Regions from separate parts of the Homo sapiens genome. Here region 2 is linked to region 1. A link is a loop called in an ENCODE intact Hi-C map of the cell type or tissue named here. Cell type or tissue: PC-3. All regions are shown on one strand.

Evidence for each region. A loop is a pair of places that touch in the nucleus more often than their neighbours do. Peaks named below come from ENCODE experiments on the same cell type or tissue, not always from the same donor. Only the 100,000 strongest peaks of a DNase experiment are listed, where the experiment ranks them.
Region 2: a loop joins it to region 1, with 7 times the contacts of the local background. A loop is called at or near these places in 7 of 110 quality-filtered maps.

Annotation. Positions count from the first base shown.
Region 1 is chr18:7,873,348-7,881,347 of GRCh38, reverse strand. The region is part of intron 2 of PTPRM (protein tyrosine phosphatase receptor type M); the gene reads right to left. Among named protein-coding and RNA genes, the nearest start is that of PTPRM, 310 kb to the right of the region's middle. In PC-3, a CTCF peak has its summit at 3,602; DNase peaks (open chromatin) are centred at 2,917 and 3,517; H3K4me3 peaks cover 1,394 bases; H3K27ac peaks cover 3,991 bases.
Region 2 is chr18:7,942,445-7,950,444 of GRCh38, reverse strand. PTPRM (protein tyrosine phosphatase receptor type M) reads right to left here. Exons shown (of 33, transcript NM_001105244.2): 6 at 1,090-1,264. Among named protein-coding and RNA genes, the nearest start is that of PTPRM, 380 kb to the right of the region's middle. In PC-3, a CTCF peak has its summit at 4,991; DNase peaks (open chromatin) are centred at 3,484 and 4,364; H3K4me3 peaks cover 2,003 bases; H3K27ac peaks cover 4,818 bases.

The DNA of each region.
Region 1 (8,000 bases):
TTCTCATGCCTCAGCCTCCTGAGTAGCTGGGTTTACAAGCACGCACCACTGTGTCCAGCTAATTTTTGTATTTTTAGTAGAGACGGGGTTTCACCATGTTGGCCAGGCTGGTCTCAAACTCCTGACCTCAGGTGATCCACTTGCCTCAGCCTCCCAAGTGCTGTGATTACAGATGTGAGCCACTGTGCCACGCCAATATATTGTTCTTTACATTTCAGCATACATGTGTAAAGCGACATGTCTCTATATACATTTACCTACACACACACATACCCAGGCTTTCATTAAAAAAAAGTGTACCACTACGCTTCTAACCATGTGTATATATGTACTGCATGTACATTTTCTATTCTAACTCAATTGCATTTTGCAAAATCAAATCAATTCTGGCTGCAACCTACAACTGACATCAGAGCCCACAAATGCTTTAAGACCATAATGCAACTCCTCCCAATAATCAAAACCACTGTGCTCTGCTTCCTAAGAAAGCTTTTCATTTTTAATTTGTCCTTTACACTTTGATCTCATCCCCTGATTATCATAATACCAGGTTACACCCCTCCTCCAACTCCCTCAGTCAGTACTGACACAGCTCCTAAAGAATATGTCTCCAGAAATTTCCTGAAATAGGGAAGAGGAAGGCCTGTGGAGAAATAAATGAACTACGGGAGCAAAGCTCAAAGGGAACAAAGCCTCTGCAGGGAGGTGCCACCATCGCCCTAAAAATGTTTATTAGCACCCATTTCAGTCTGATGAAACCACAGTCTCCAAGCTGCATTCACATTCTGCAGACCAGATATCATATATCCCTCCTAAGCTACTGCCTCTTCTATGCCCTTCCTACAAACATAAAATACTTATTTCTCAGCCACTAGGGAATAAGACATGAATAACAAAAATTCTCTCTTCTCCCAAATGACACATTTTCTTTCCGTTTGCCCTGTCTCTTCTTGCCTTCCTTGTGGATTCCCAACAACTACTGAAAAAGACCATTTGTTAGTTGTATTAATTTTTGCCCCATTCATGACATGCTGGTGAAAACACAGTAAGATAGCAAAAAGAAGTAATACTGTATCACAGGGAAGCTGAAGTAAAACTCTCTAACCAACTGCACATCCCTTTACTCTCTGATATGGCTTGGCTGTGTCCCCACCCAAATTACATCTTGAATTGTAGTTCCTATAATCCCCACATGTCGTGGGAGGGTCCCAGTGGGAGTTAATTGAATCATGGGGGTGGTTACCCTCATGTTGTCCTCATGATAGTGAGTGAGTTCTCATGAAATCTGATGGTTTTATAAGGGGCTTTCCCCCCTCTGCTTGGCACTTCTCTCTCCTGCCACCATGTGAAGAAGGATGTGTTTGCTCCACCTTCTGCCAGGATTCTAAGTTTCCTGAGTCCTTCCCAGTCACGCGGAACAGTGAGTCAATTAAACCTCTTTCCTTTAAATACCGAGCCTCAGGTGTTTCTTCATAGCAGTGTGAGAATGGACTAATACACTCCCTCACCAGGGACAGCAGCTGATGGGATCATCCTGGCATGGATCATTCTACAAATCATGCCATTTAGTTCACGTTACTCTGTTCTACTTGAGAGAATTCCACATGAATCTAGGTGCTACAAAATTAATAAGCACAGCTCATATACCTCAGATGTGCTTATAACCTTTGCTTTAAGACATTTATATTAAATACCAAAAAGATATTCAATTGTCAATTTAGTGATTCACAGCACAACTGAACGGCCATTTTTATTATTCATAAAAATATTGAGCTGAAGAAAAATATATTATTTCACCTTAACTAGTCACTTTTAGCCATGGCAGGATTCATCTGAGCACCCATTATGTATTGGGGCACTTTGAGAACTACAAACGAGACAAACTTGGACCTATTCCTGCAGCAAGAACTTCACAGTTTAGTTGTATATCATATTTTAAGTTGTTTTCACTGAGCACAGAAAGAATAAAAAGAGATTCACAGAATTAGCAAATCAGATCATTAAGTTCACCAACAGTTACATAAGTAACAACCAGAAGTGGCTGTAAACTTTATGGATTTAGGACCATCAATCTTAAAAGGGACTTGTGAAACACAGTTATCATAAGAGACAAAGCAGTATTGGAAGAGGCTCACTGCAGAGAGGAAACCCGGTGGGTTCTGTAGTAACAAGCAATGTGCTCTCCTTTTATAAGAAAAGGGAAGCTTTAATGAGAACTAAATTGTATTACAGTGTGTCATTTAGACAAACTGCTTCAGTGACTTAGGTAGAAAATACTAGGTGTGAGCTTTGTAATTTATAAGTAAAAAACAAACACTGAGTAAAGCAAACACAACCTTTTAACTATCTGATGACGCTAATGACTGTATCTCAGGAAATGAGCCACACATACAACAATTGAGTAGTGACAGGTTGACTATTTAGAACGTTCTAAAGAGACTGTTTAATTTCCCATACGTCAAGTTTTTCATTGATTGACATCTTTAGAAACGGGTTAGTTTCTGTTGTAAATCTCAGAATGACATAAGCCATCACAATATAAGCTTCCATTTATTTTTCCCCTAAATTAGTGTTGATTCAGAAACCTTTTTTTTCCACATGTGAAAAAAAAGCCTATGCTACTCAGTATGGTCTGCAGATCAGAGCTATCTGGTGATAGTCTACCAGCTAAACTATGACTTGCCTTAAGAAGAAATTGTGCAGTTAGCTTTTACATAAAATGCAGGCCAAACTTAAATATTTTAAAGGTCTGTCTTTGACACATTCAAACACTTGCTAGTGGTACTCAGAAGAAGCTTGCTAAATCATCCTTTGTCCTAAAAAACAGTTCAAAAGACTCCAAGGGTTCTGTTGACATCCCTGATTGACAGCTCCCCACATTCCTGAAGAAGAAGCCAAAGGATGTTTCATTAGCCCAACTAGGGTCAGAAACCAGAGTCATGCAGGAATTTTCACTGCTTGATCAGAAGGCAGAAAGAAGGAATGGTCAAAATTTAACAAGGTGAGTCAGTGGAGAAAATGAAACGGTGTCCACATTAAACTAACAACACAGTATCAAGTTTATAAATTATCAAAAGTCTGGAATTTAAGTAATCTGTTGGATTAATTAACCAGAAAAAGCATCAAAATACCAATAAATAATTAGCAAATAATATGAAAAAGCAATCTGCATTAGCAGAAATACAATTAGAATGGAGATGTCTGGGAAAATAGTTATCTTACCACTAAACCAAGAAATTTAAATTAAAGCAAATGCTGGGTATAATTTTAACATGGATAAATTTCTTAATTACATAAACATTTCAACACTATATGCTTGTGAGGTTCTGGTGAAGCTCCTGCAAGGGTTCAGGAAAGAAAGAAGCAGGGGATTTTATCACACACAGCATCCCAACAGCAGAGGCCACAGAGAGAGTCACACTCCTTGCCAAGAGCAGGCTGGTAGATAAATCTCACCTTACAAAACTTGCTAGTTCTGTGACCTTATGAAAATCACTCTCAATCTGAGTCAGTTCGTCCATAAACTCAAAAACAAACAGTGCCTACTGTGAAAGAATTGGACTAAAGCAAGCAAAGTACTCTGGACTGTGCTGGGCAGGACCTGAGGAGGGCTCCCTGAGCTTGGTAGGAAAAGCTAAGCTCTGTAGCCAAACAACCTGAATTAGGATCTTGACTCAGTCACACCTTGTATGTCCTTGAGTAAGTGAACTAACTCTCTTTTGCAAGTTTCCTAATCAAAGAGGTGGTTGAATAAATTAAATAAGGTAAATCACGTAAAATACTTCTTAAAAGGGTGACTGGCATAGAATAGATATATGTCAAAATTCAACCTTGGTCCCAGTTTTTATCCAAATGTATTTGAACTTAGCCTAGAAGACAAGATAACAGAGTTCTTACTTCAAGGAAATTTCTTACACCCATAAAATTTATGTGTATCAATGATCATGCGATTACACAGGTTACCAACATCCATCTTTAAATCAGCATAACAAGGTCAGTAATACAAACTAGGCATGGCACTTGAATTTATCTTCAATATCTAAACATGAATTTTCAAATATAAATAATCATTCTAGGTGCAACGTGGAGTGAAAAATCTCCTAGTGTGATTTAAATGCTTAGATGCTACCAAGTCTGTTAAATTATAAATACATATATTTAATTATAAGAGCAAAAGGATACAATAATTAATGGTGATTATGAAAGCTGCTAATTATACTTATAAAACCAATTATTAAAAACTTTCAAATCATTAAATATATATCTATATTAACAATTAATATGGGAATTGATAATAGCTAACACTTACATGATATTTAATACGTGCTGAGCACTCTTCCAAATGTTTTACATATATTAACTCTTTTACTCATTACAGACAAGGACAGAACTCAGGCATAGAGGGGTTAAGTAGCTTGCTCAAGATCATGTAGGTTGTAAGTGGTGGAGACAGAATATGAACCTCAGGGAAATGTGCTCTGGACTTTGTGCTCTTAAGCATGATACTAAGCTGCCTCTCAGTTTAAGGGGCAGCACATTAGTTAGATAACTTCAGGAGGAACATTATATCCTTGTAAGTATATATATAAATAATATCTAATTTTATTCATAAACCTAAGATAGCAGAGCTAAATAAACCTAAGATAGCAGAGAAAGGAACAACATGTGAACATGCTCACTACCACGGGGGCAGGTCCAGGCTAGACTGCTGGAGGACAGGAGACAATGTGGAGCAGGATTCAGCCTTCCCAGTTAGGACCAGCTGACCTGACAGCTGACTGCAGATGCAAAAGTGAACCCAGCCAAGATCAGCCATGCATGGCTCAGATCAGCTGAACCATTCAGCTGAGCCCAGCCCCAACTGCTGACCCATAGAATTATCAGCTATGAGTGTTGTTTTAAGACAAGCTTGAGGGTGGATTCTTACTCATGTGTATTTTGAGCATTTTTATAATAAAAGTTTTAAATGTTTTTTTTTAAAGTTTTTAAAAGAGCAAACAATATCTAAATGACCTGAATTTTGGATCATGTTATATCATTGAGAATGCATTACAGAAAATTAATATGTCTTTCTTGGGTACTTGATTGGACATGTGATTTAAAAAAGGATAACCAATTTGAAAATTTAATTTGACTAAACCAATTTTTTTAAATCACCTAATGAGTTTATATCAATACAGACGTTTTGAATTTCTCACACACACACATGCACACACACACACACACACACAGTCATGCATCACTTAAGGACATTTTGGCGAAAGATGGACCATATACACAACTGCAGTCCCATAAGATTGTAATACTCTAATTTTACTGCACCTTTGCCATGTTTAGACACACAAATACTTACCATAGTATTCCAGTTGCCTACAGTTATTCAATACAGTCACATGCTATACAGTTTGTAGTCTAGGAGCAATAGGCCATACCACATAGCCTAGGTGTGCTGTAGGCTCTACCATCTCGATTTGTGTAAGTGCACTCTATCATGTTCGCATAATGAAAAAAAATCGCCTGACGATACATTTCTCAGAATGCATCCTTGTCATCAAGCAATGCATGACTTTATTACAGGTATATACACACATACAAATATACAGGGAGAGTGACCGGGATAGAGAGAAAGGAAGAGGCAGGGAGGAAATGGTTTTTACAAACAAATTTGCTGAAAAAAGAGTAAAGATGGTAAAGTTCAGGTCTTTGGCAAGAATGGTGCATGTTGGCCGGGCACAGAGGCTCACGCCGGTAATCCCAGCACTTTGGGAAGTCGAGGCAGGCAGATCACGAGGTCAGGAGTTTGAGACCAGCCTGGCCAATATGGTGAAACCCCGTCTCTGCTAAAAATACAAAAAAACTAGCCAGGCATGGTGGTGCACGCCTGTAGTTCCAGCTACTCGGGAGGCTGAGGCAGGAGAATCGCTTGAACCCAGGAGACAGAGGTTGCAGTGAGCTGAGACTGTGCTACTGCACTCCAGCCTGGGCAATAGAGGGAGACTCCTTCTCAAAAAAAAAAAAAATGGTGCACGTTACCAAGAATGTTTCACTGATACGCATAGTATCCTAGGATACACCATAATACAGTGAACAATTTACCCACTGTGGGATATGTCACTTATCATTTGTAAAGAATTTCTTTTTTTTTCTTTTTCTTGAGACAGACCCGTTCTGTCACCCAGGCTGGAGTGCAGTGGCACGATCTCAGTTCACTGCAACCTCTGCCTCCTGGGTTCAGGTGATTCTCCTGCTTCAGCCTCTCCAATAGCTGGGATTACAGGCACCTGCCACCAAGCCCAGCTAACTTATTTTTTATTTTTAGTAGAGACGGGGTTTCACCATGTTGGCCAGGCTGATCTCGAACTCCTGGCCTCAAGTGATCCGCCCGCCGCGGACTCCCAAAGTGCTGGGATTACAGGCATGAGCCACTGCGCCAGGCCATTTGTGAAGAATTTCTGAAGGAAGCTTTTGGTTTTCTGTTTCTCCTAGTGTTTTCAGCTCCTCAGCTCCTTTCTGTGGGAGCTATAGGATAATTAAAATAACTGAACTCAGTGCATCTTGATTTATTCCCTTAGGTAGGTGGTCTAGAAACAGATTTATACACATATATTTCTATCACTGTATCTCTAAGCTTGGCTGGGTGGAAAGTTATTTTTACTGAGTACACTATTTCGTTTTCAGGTTTTGTTGTTGTTAATTCAGAACCCAGTATAACTTATTACATTTCTATTAAAACCTTAGGTTTTAAAACTCGTTTTTCATAGAGGTCTAAAGAGGTGTTTCTCTCTCTCTTTTTTTTTTGCCTCTAGCATAACCACTTTAAAAATTTCATTTTTTAAAAGCTTCATTTGAAATGTCCTCACTTGATGATGAATGATCGATCAGCTTTCCAGGGAAATAACTGTATATTAGGGAAAATTCTTTATATCAGCTCTCAGAATATAAAAACAAGATAGCTAAATTCTAGATATCCTTGCAAACTGTTTTGTTTACATAGAGACCCAGTTCGTTCTTTCCCCATTTTAACTTTTCATTAAAAACATTAACAAAAATTGCATATGCCTTTATAAAATGTCAAAAAATAGATTTCAAAGGAAAAATTAAACATTTCTTCCTAACTTTCACTTAACTGACCACAAACTTATCCCATTTAGACAATAGTATGTTTCCCTCAGGATACTTCTTTATATACAAATAAACATACAGACACATATACGAAGGGATTTTTTTTTTTAAAACTTTTCCTACTTTATTCAAAGAATAATAAGCTGACACATTCCTCTGCAGCTTGTTCTGATCCTTTACCAATAATATAATGTTGACAACTCTTCAGGCCAATAAGGACACAGAGACCCAAATTTACACTTTCGACACCTGCTACGACAAAGAACATCCAATAAAGAGCCATGTGAATGGTCTTCATTTCTACAGAAGAGAGTCCTACAAGTCAGATTTCTAGCCAAAAGGTATATGTATTTTTAATCTTCCAGGGTTTTGATTTATTGAATATAAATACTAAGCAACTGCTCCAGACATGAAAATAGTATTTTTTAATTTATTAATGATCATGGTCAGTGGTTTATATAAAGTTATATAAAGTTATATAAAGTGGCCCTGTTACTTCAAAGAAAAGAAGACTGGCTAATGTGAAAGCAGCTTCCAGCCCAAAAGAAAAGAAGTCTCTTGGCATCCTCTGTTCTAAGCACAAGCAATCATCTTGACTTCCCCCACTCCCTCCTTTTGGTGGTGGTGGTGTTACTGTTGCTCTTGTTGTTACCGAACCTGTACTGAGTGCTAGCTATGTGCCAGCCACTCTGCTAAGCACTTTATGTCATTTGGTCCCTTCGGTAACCATTGAGAGAAGTATTGTCATTTTATAACCAGGAGGGTTTAAAAAAACTTCCCTAAGGTCACACAGAAAAGCAGATTGTAATCCAGTCAGTCAGATTCTGGAGCTGATGATTTAGTCTAACATATAATCAAGGTTTCATAGCACATCTCAG
Region 2 (8,000 bases), 69 kb before region 1:
TGCTTTTATACCACATAAGAAACAGACAATTTTTGTCTAAGACACAGGGTCTCACTCTGTCCAGGTTGGCTGGAATGCAGGGGCACAATCATAGCTCACTGCAGCCTAGAACTCCTGGACTCAGGTAATCCTCCCACCTCAGCCTCCTGACTAGCTGGGAGTATAGGCACTGCCACCACACCTGGCTAGCTTTTTTTATTTTTACAAATTTTTGTAGAGGTGGAGTCTCAATATGTTGCCCAGGCTGGTCTGGAACTTCTGGCCTCAGCTTCTCAAAGTGCTGGGATTATATATGTAGAGAGATCAATTTTATGTGCCATATTTAACAAATGCAGGGAAAACTTTTCTTAAAGCAGTCCTCATTCTGTTCTCCTAGGAAAAACAGCAATGGCTTGCCACAGGTTGTCTAAAAATGCCTCATGGTACACCTCAAAGTCCAAATTATCCTGTCTGGGACCAAAAATTGTCTTGGTGGCTTAATGCTATAAATTCCTCAGCCTACAAAAAACCCATTAAACCGGCTAAAGGAAACTTATTTCCCCTTTCTATTTTCCCTCATCCCCCACCTTCTTAAATATAATGACTCAATTTTTCAGTCATGCAAAATATAGTAATAGAACCTAACTGGAACATTATGAATGTTAACACAGAATTATCAATATGGCTTGTGTGATATGACTGAGCATGTTTATACTGACACTGCTTCATTTTATTAACCACTCTGCTATCATAAACACGCTGGCTGATGAATATTTGCATTTTAAGTGATTTTTCATCAGTAAAAAATTTTATTCCTTAAAAAAAATTTATAAGTTGTAATCTCTGTATATAGAGTTGGCAGAAGACTTTGCCAAGAGCACATTCATTGTTTTTTGTGCAACTAAATCAACATAGATAAAACACATTTTTCAAAAATATTGTTCACGTGCAAAATTTGTACTTAAAATGCAATCCATCAAAATAGCCTGTCATCAAACCACTGCTCAGAAACAGACAAGGGTAAGTTTGAGCTTTAAAGGGATAATGAACTAACAACACCTAACATATCTACTTTAGAAGAATATTCTGGTATAAAAACACATTAAATACCTTTAACTACCAACTCTGCATAGTTTGATATTCCAACACCTCCTTCAGTGCGAATCATGCAGCGGTACTTTCCAGCATCTCGTTTGGTGGTATTCACAACATTAAATGAAGCAATGAAGCGTCGGGAGCTGGTCACCTTGATTTCCTTCAGAGGAGCATCTCGCACATCAATGCCCTGTATCAAGTGGGGTGGGGAGGACAAAAAGAAGCAATATAAGCTGTCAGAGCAAAACAGTCAGACACCCAATGGTATATTATCCATGCTGTTTTCATGCAGACCTTGGTGCAGTTGCTTATTACCCATGGGCAGTTGTACCAGGAGAATAGCTGAGCAGGAAACTAAAATTCTGCCATGATCAACACCTTAAAGACTGAGCGATGCAAAATTAAGTGTGAAGACATTTTTTGTTTTTGCCTCTTCAAAATATTATGTTAATTAGTGCAACAGGGGAGTAAAAATACAGAAAACTTGTTACCTTGTTTTCAAACTATCCACATTTGGTCTTATAGCACTTTCTCTTATTTGTATGCTTGACTAGGAAATAAAAGTAGCTCACCCACTATCCTATTACTGACCTCATTTTATAAATGAAGTAATAAACACTGTATTAAGAATAACATTCAACTATAAGTTAGGTTTTAGAGTACTCCCTATTGAACAGGACTAAAAGAATAGTTCAACCCTTTTGACGTTCTTCCTGGATATACAAAACCAAACAGAATTAGGTGCCTAGTAACTATTAAATGACATTCATACGTAACAAGAGAGGTTCCTCTCTACATCCCATATCCCCAGGACCACATAAACAAAGTTCCACAGCTGGGGCAGTTTGGTCTTTTATTATCCCCATATATGGTCTTTTATTATCCCCATATATTAAGTAACCCTTTTAGTTATGCACACTTGGAAATCCATTCTATGCTTCCAATAGTTTAAAGCCTCAAACCTCGTGGCTTCAAAAGCAGGTTAGAGATTTAAAGTCTCAAAAGCAGGTTAGAGATTTTAGTTCTCTCTCTTGTATGTGCTCTTGCTCTTGTGCTCTCTCTTCTCTCTCTCTTTCTCTCTCTCTCTATATATAATATATATACACACACATATATATAAAGTTTCTCACACCAACAGTCCCCCATAGACAAATACGAATATGGACAAATATCTAGCCCTGAAAGCGGAAACCTGTGTGTGTGTGTGTGTGTGTGTGTGTGTGTGTGTGTGTGTGTGTGTATTTTATAATCAGGAAAGAGGCTATCTTTAACATGTTATTTATAAGTATTAGTAAAAAACAATGGACAAAGACCTCAAGGCTAATACATGATCATTATGCCAAGCGTAATGCCCAAGCACTATGTCCGTTATTCACTCAGCAACCACTCTTGGCATCCCAACCAGGAGCTATCACTATGTCAAGATAGCATGATCACAATGGTACCCAAAAGAAAAGTGGTGGCTGGGCTTATGGGCCTGCAGTTGTTTGGGGTGTATAGGTTTAGAGTGAATACATAATCAGAAACGATGGCCAGGGTGGTTTAGGAAAGATGAGCTGGCTAGCAGAAACCCCATTGCAGACAAACTGCAGATATAGTGGCTGTGGGAGGCTAGTCTGAGGAAGTGACATGTGAGTTGAGATCTGAAGGGTAAACAGAAGCTAACCAGGCAAAGGGGAAGGGTGAGAGGGGAAGAGCATTCTAGTTATAGGAAACGCTACAGGAAGCTCAAGATGGTGAGAAAGAGATGAAGGCTTTGGATGAAGTTAAGGCAGCCAGTGGAGCTAGGGAGGTGGGCAAGCACCTGTGTGCTCAGGGACTTGCAGGCTATATTAAAATGTTTACATTCATAGCTATGAAAATGCTAGCCTACAAAGGAATCAAACTCATCTGTATTACCCAGTGATTTATACTATGCAAAGTCCTTTAAAAGCTTTTATCTGTGATATTTTCATTGGCCGAATCACCTAAGGGACACAAGTTTGGGAGTTAGCCTGACCAGTATGCCAAACCTATAGTGATCATCCAGAGTGGTTAACCTTCATAGAGCCTCACTTCCTAATCTGTAAAGAGGAGATGATACCACCCACTGTCAGGGCTGCTGGGAGAACCCACAGGCATACGCAAGGACACAGCCATAACAATTCCACCATGCAGCCCCGCCCAAGCGCCGGAACACCTGAGTGATGAATTCAAGGAGAAAGGCAGAGCGGCTATCAAAGTACCACCTTTATTACTGATAAACCTGAGACTGAGGAATATGACTTAAGAGTGCAGGAACAATGGGCTTGCTAATCCTGAAGCACAGAATAAACAGACTCACTAACCCAGTCCCAGGCCACCCTAGAAAACCACAAGGCCTCCCATATGTTCAGTGCTGCTGTAAAACTCACAGGATGGAGGGAGAGGGTTCCCATAGGCAGTCAGCTCCCCAAAGAAGGGGCTGGGCTAGGCATGCTCAGCCCTTCCTCCCAGGCAGCTTCAGCTTGGGCAGTGAGAAAGCAGACAGGAGTGCTGCAATAGTACAGTTCCTGCCACTTGGAAGGAAACATCACGAGTGGGGAAGAACAGTTCCATCAACATTATCTTTAGTATTATCTGTAAAACAGTCTTGTTTATACCACACAATGCCGTAAGTCAGAAAATAAAGTCCCACATAAGTCTGTGTGTGTTTTTTTCACTAAATGCCCTAAATTTGTTCTCATAGACAGCATCAAGAAGTTAAAAAATGAAACAAAACCAAATTTAGCATTAATAATACAACAGGAGAAAGGTTCCTCTCTGCTTTCCATAGATATTCAGTCTCTGATTCTCACCCCACCCCAGGAAATAAGCAAATTCTAGCCCTAAGGATAATCTTAGACATACTACTCCCTAGTCTTCTTTCCAAACTGAAAAAGAACCACATCTCTGGTTTTTGAAGGGAAAAGAAATTAAGCCATAAAGGCAGATTGCATATCTGTAAGTATTTGTTTGCTAACAACAACCAAAGAGGCCTTAGGGCTATCTATCCATTTATTTATCTATTTACTTGCGGCATGAATCCTGTAATAATATCCTTTTGTAATAATCTCCTAATATTTTTCCAAACAGAAGCATCTATCAAAAGAATGTTTATTCAAAAACAATTTCAAGTTTGCACTTACTGACCCCTCACAACTATTCAAGGCTATACTGAGGGCACTCAAGTAAAAGAAACCCTCCTTTTTGGATTTATGCATATGCTGAGAGGAGTATGACTCACAGTAGCACTGTCTTCATGCCACAGATGGGCCCTATAAAATAAACAGCCTCGGACTAGGAGCCCTGCGTGACTCTAGTGAGTCATATGAATGCTCAGGAATGAGCCTTTAATAAATTTTTAACTCCTGTACTTAATCACATGAAAAGTCAGCTTCAGCTTCAAGAGAAATAGTACATAGGGAGGAGAAACCAAGCAGCAATCGTTTTAGCTTAGAATCTACACAGGAATAGCAAATCACACATCTTACTCAAATCTGCAGGCCATTTTGTATTAAACCATTCATGTGTGCATGGATTCAGGCATTCGTTCAACCAATATTCAGTGACAGTCTTTTATGGGGCACACACTATATCATATAAGAGAGCATAAAATTAAAAGAACCATCATTTACCTAATTGAGCTTATTGTCTGGCTAGAAAAAAAAACAGACAAGGCAATAATTACAATACAGAGCAATGAACTGCCTCCCATAGCACAGAGGAGAAGACCTGACTGGATGTCTTAGTCTGTTTTCTGTTGCTTATAACAGAATATCTGAAACTAAAATTTATGAAGAAATTTATTTCTTTCAGTAATGGAGGCTAAGAAGCCCAGGTCAAATGGCCTCATCTGGTGAGGGCCTTCTTGCTGGTGGGGACTCTGCATATTCTCTTTTTTTTTTTGAGATGGAGTCTCACTTGGCTGCCCAGGCTGGAGTGCAGTGGCGCCATCTCTGCTCACTGCAAGCTCTGCCTCCCGGGTTCACGCCATTCTCCCTGCCTCTGCCTCCCAAATAGCTGGGACTACACGTGCCCGCCACCATGCCTGGATAATTTTTTTTTTTTTTTTTGTATTTTTAGTAGAGATGGGGTTTCACCGTGTTCACCAGGATGGTCTCAATCTCCTGACCTCATGATCTGCCCGCCTCAGCCTCCCAAAGTGCTGGGATTACAGGCGTGAGCCACCACGCCCGGCCGGGACTCTGCAGATTCCTGAGGCAGCATAGGGCATCACATGGTGAGGGGGCTGAGTGTGCTAGTTCAAGTCTCTCCTCTTCTCATAAAGCCACTGGTCCCTCTCCCATGATAACCCATTAATCCACTAATCCACACATGTATTAATCCATTAATGAGGGCTCTCCTATGATGACCCAATCACCTCTTAAAGGCCCCACCTCTCAATAATGACACTGGAGATTAAATACTGATTTAATACTGGTGATTAATATTTCAACATGAGTTTTGGAGGGGACAAATATTCAAACTATAGTCCTGGAGATGTTGTCAGTGCAAGCTTTCTAGGAAGCACTGCTTAAGCCCAGGCTTCAGGATGCACAGAAGTTTCTTAGGCAGGGAATAAAGAGGAAAAGTCTAGTGAATAAGAGAAGCTCTTCAGAGTCAGGAGCCAAGAGAGAGCACAGAACTATAGGGGAAATATAGGGTAGCTATGGGGGAACTTTAGGAGAACTATAAAAAAACTATAGGGAAAGTATAGGAGAACTCTAGGGGAACTCTAAGGGAAGTATAACTTATCCCATATGGCAAGAACAGAAGTGCTTCTTGGTATGGCAGGTAAAAAGGCTAGAAGGAAAAGCACAATACAGACTGCAACAAGAAGTATGACATGTTAAAGATTTCAGTGTATTCTGATGCTGGGAATGGAAGGACCTTAGGCAAAGAGGTAACACAAACACCTCTGTGTGTACAGTAATGGACTGGAGGAGATACGGTGTGAGTCCAACTGATGTCAAGGGAAACTGGGTAAATTGTTTTCAGAAATCATAGTAACAAATGACACAATGAGAGAAGACAGAAACAAAGGGACGGAACCTAAAGATATCTAGAAAATGAAATCAACACAACATGTACTCTACTGCAGTAACATCTTTCTCCTCTAGCAGTCCATAAGGTCCAGGGTCGTATCTTACTCATTTTGTGTACCCAGGTGCACAATAAATAGAACTCAAGAAATACTGGCTGACTCTAGGAATCACAGCCTCAGTGGAAAAAAATCTTCCAGGGGTAGAAGAGAAAAATGAGGTTCTACTAAATTAACAGGCTTAAACCCCAAACCCTAGACAAAGAATCCCTATTTACAATGGAGACGAACAGGGAAAGTAAAAGAATGTTTTAGAGGTTCTGTGTGTCGTCAGTCAGCAACATTGCCCCAACTCATCATGACTGTGGTAGGCAGAATAAGGGCCTCCAAAGATGTCTACATCCCAGTCCCCAGAATCTGGGACTATGTTACCTTACATGGCAAAAAGGAGTTTGCAGGTATGATTAAAATAAGGGTCTAGAGATGGAAAGATAGACTGGATTATCTGGGTTGGCCAAACGTAATCACAAGGTTCTATTTATGAGGAAGGCAGAAGGGTCAATGTGAAGGAAAGATAACAGAAGCAGAGGTTGTGCCGACGGGCTCTGAAGTGTGAGGAGGGGATCACGAGGCAAAATATGAGGGAGGTTTCTAGAATCTGGAAAAGGCAAGGACCAGATTCTTCCCAGAGCTTTTGGGAGGAACCAACCCTGCCGTCACCTTCTTTTAGGGCTTCTGACCTGCAAAACAGTAAGATGATGAAGCCACGAGGTTCGAATTTGTTACAGCAGCAATAGGATGCCAATGTGGTGATCATCTGAGAAACTAAAAGCCCTGTGGCTTTTTGAAGGTGTCCAGGGGTCGTGCATCTTGATTTGTCAGAGGTGCATAAGCAAGTCTTTAAGGTCATGTTGGGTCACCGAAGTAGAGTACCCCACTTTGGAATCATGAGCTAGAATAGCAGCCCAAAGACAGCAACCATGGAGGCACCCCATAAGATGAATGAAATGAGCAGAGGCCAGACCAGGAAGGCATGAAGAGACAGAAGAGCCACAGGGGCAGTGGGATAACAAAACAGAAGAAAGAAACAGGAAAACATGCCGTCTACACTGGAGAAGAGCGGGGGAATGACAGTGTGAAGACAGAAAATCAGAAAGGAGTGGGGAAAGCTGGGTGAGGCAACAGGAGAGGAAGCATGGGGAAGAAAGGACCAGGCAGGGCAAGGATGGGGAGAGGCACAGAAACGAAAGGCCAAATGACCCAACACGCAGAAAGATGTGATCCACGAGGGAAAAAGATACAAGCCTTCAATGACGTTATTAGTTTCCTTTGAAATCCTGACATGCACACATTCAGAGACCCCTCCTTGGTTCTTAAAGCAAAAAATGTGTCAGGTGCAAGAGCAACATCAGGCTCTCTATCAGCCCCATTCTAAGAAGACACGCGTAAGGCAGCAAATGCACTTTGGGACTAATGGAGGAGAAATGAGGGGATGTCCTCAAAGTACTGGGTGGGGAGGAGAAGGGAGGAGAGAGACCTCACCCTCCACTTTGTTAGTGTTGATGCAGTGCAGGAAATGGTACCCCAAAATATGGCACCTTGGCATACTAAGTATTTAAGCTGAAAGAAGCTGAGAAAACCACAACATCAGAAAGATCATGCAGACCATTCCCTCCCCGCCCCCCCACCAAGCAGGACACAGAAACTGAAATTCCACTTGCCCCTTTCTGCCCTGAGATGGGCTAGGAAACTCAGAGGTCACTCTCTGACTTCTCCCTCCATCCTCCCCTAAAGGCCTTCATGTGGCAGGTATCCTGCCCTGTATCTGGAGGGCAGGAATGTCACACAGGCCACAGAGAATCTGAACAAACAGGCCTTGTTCAGT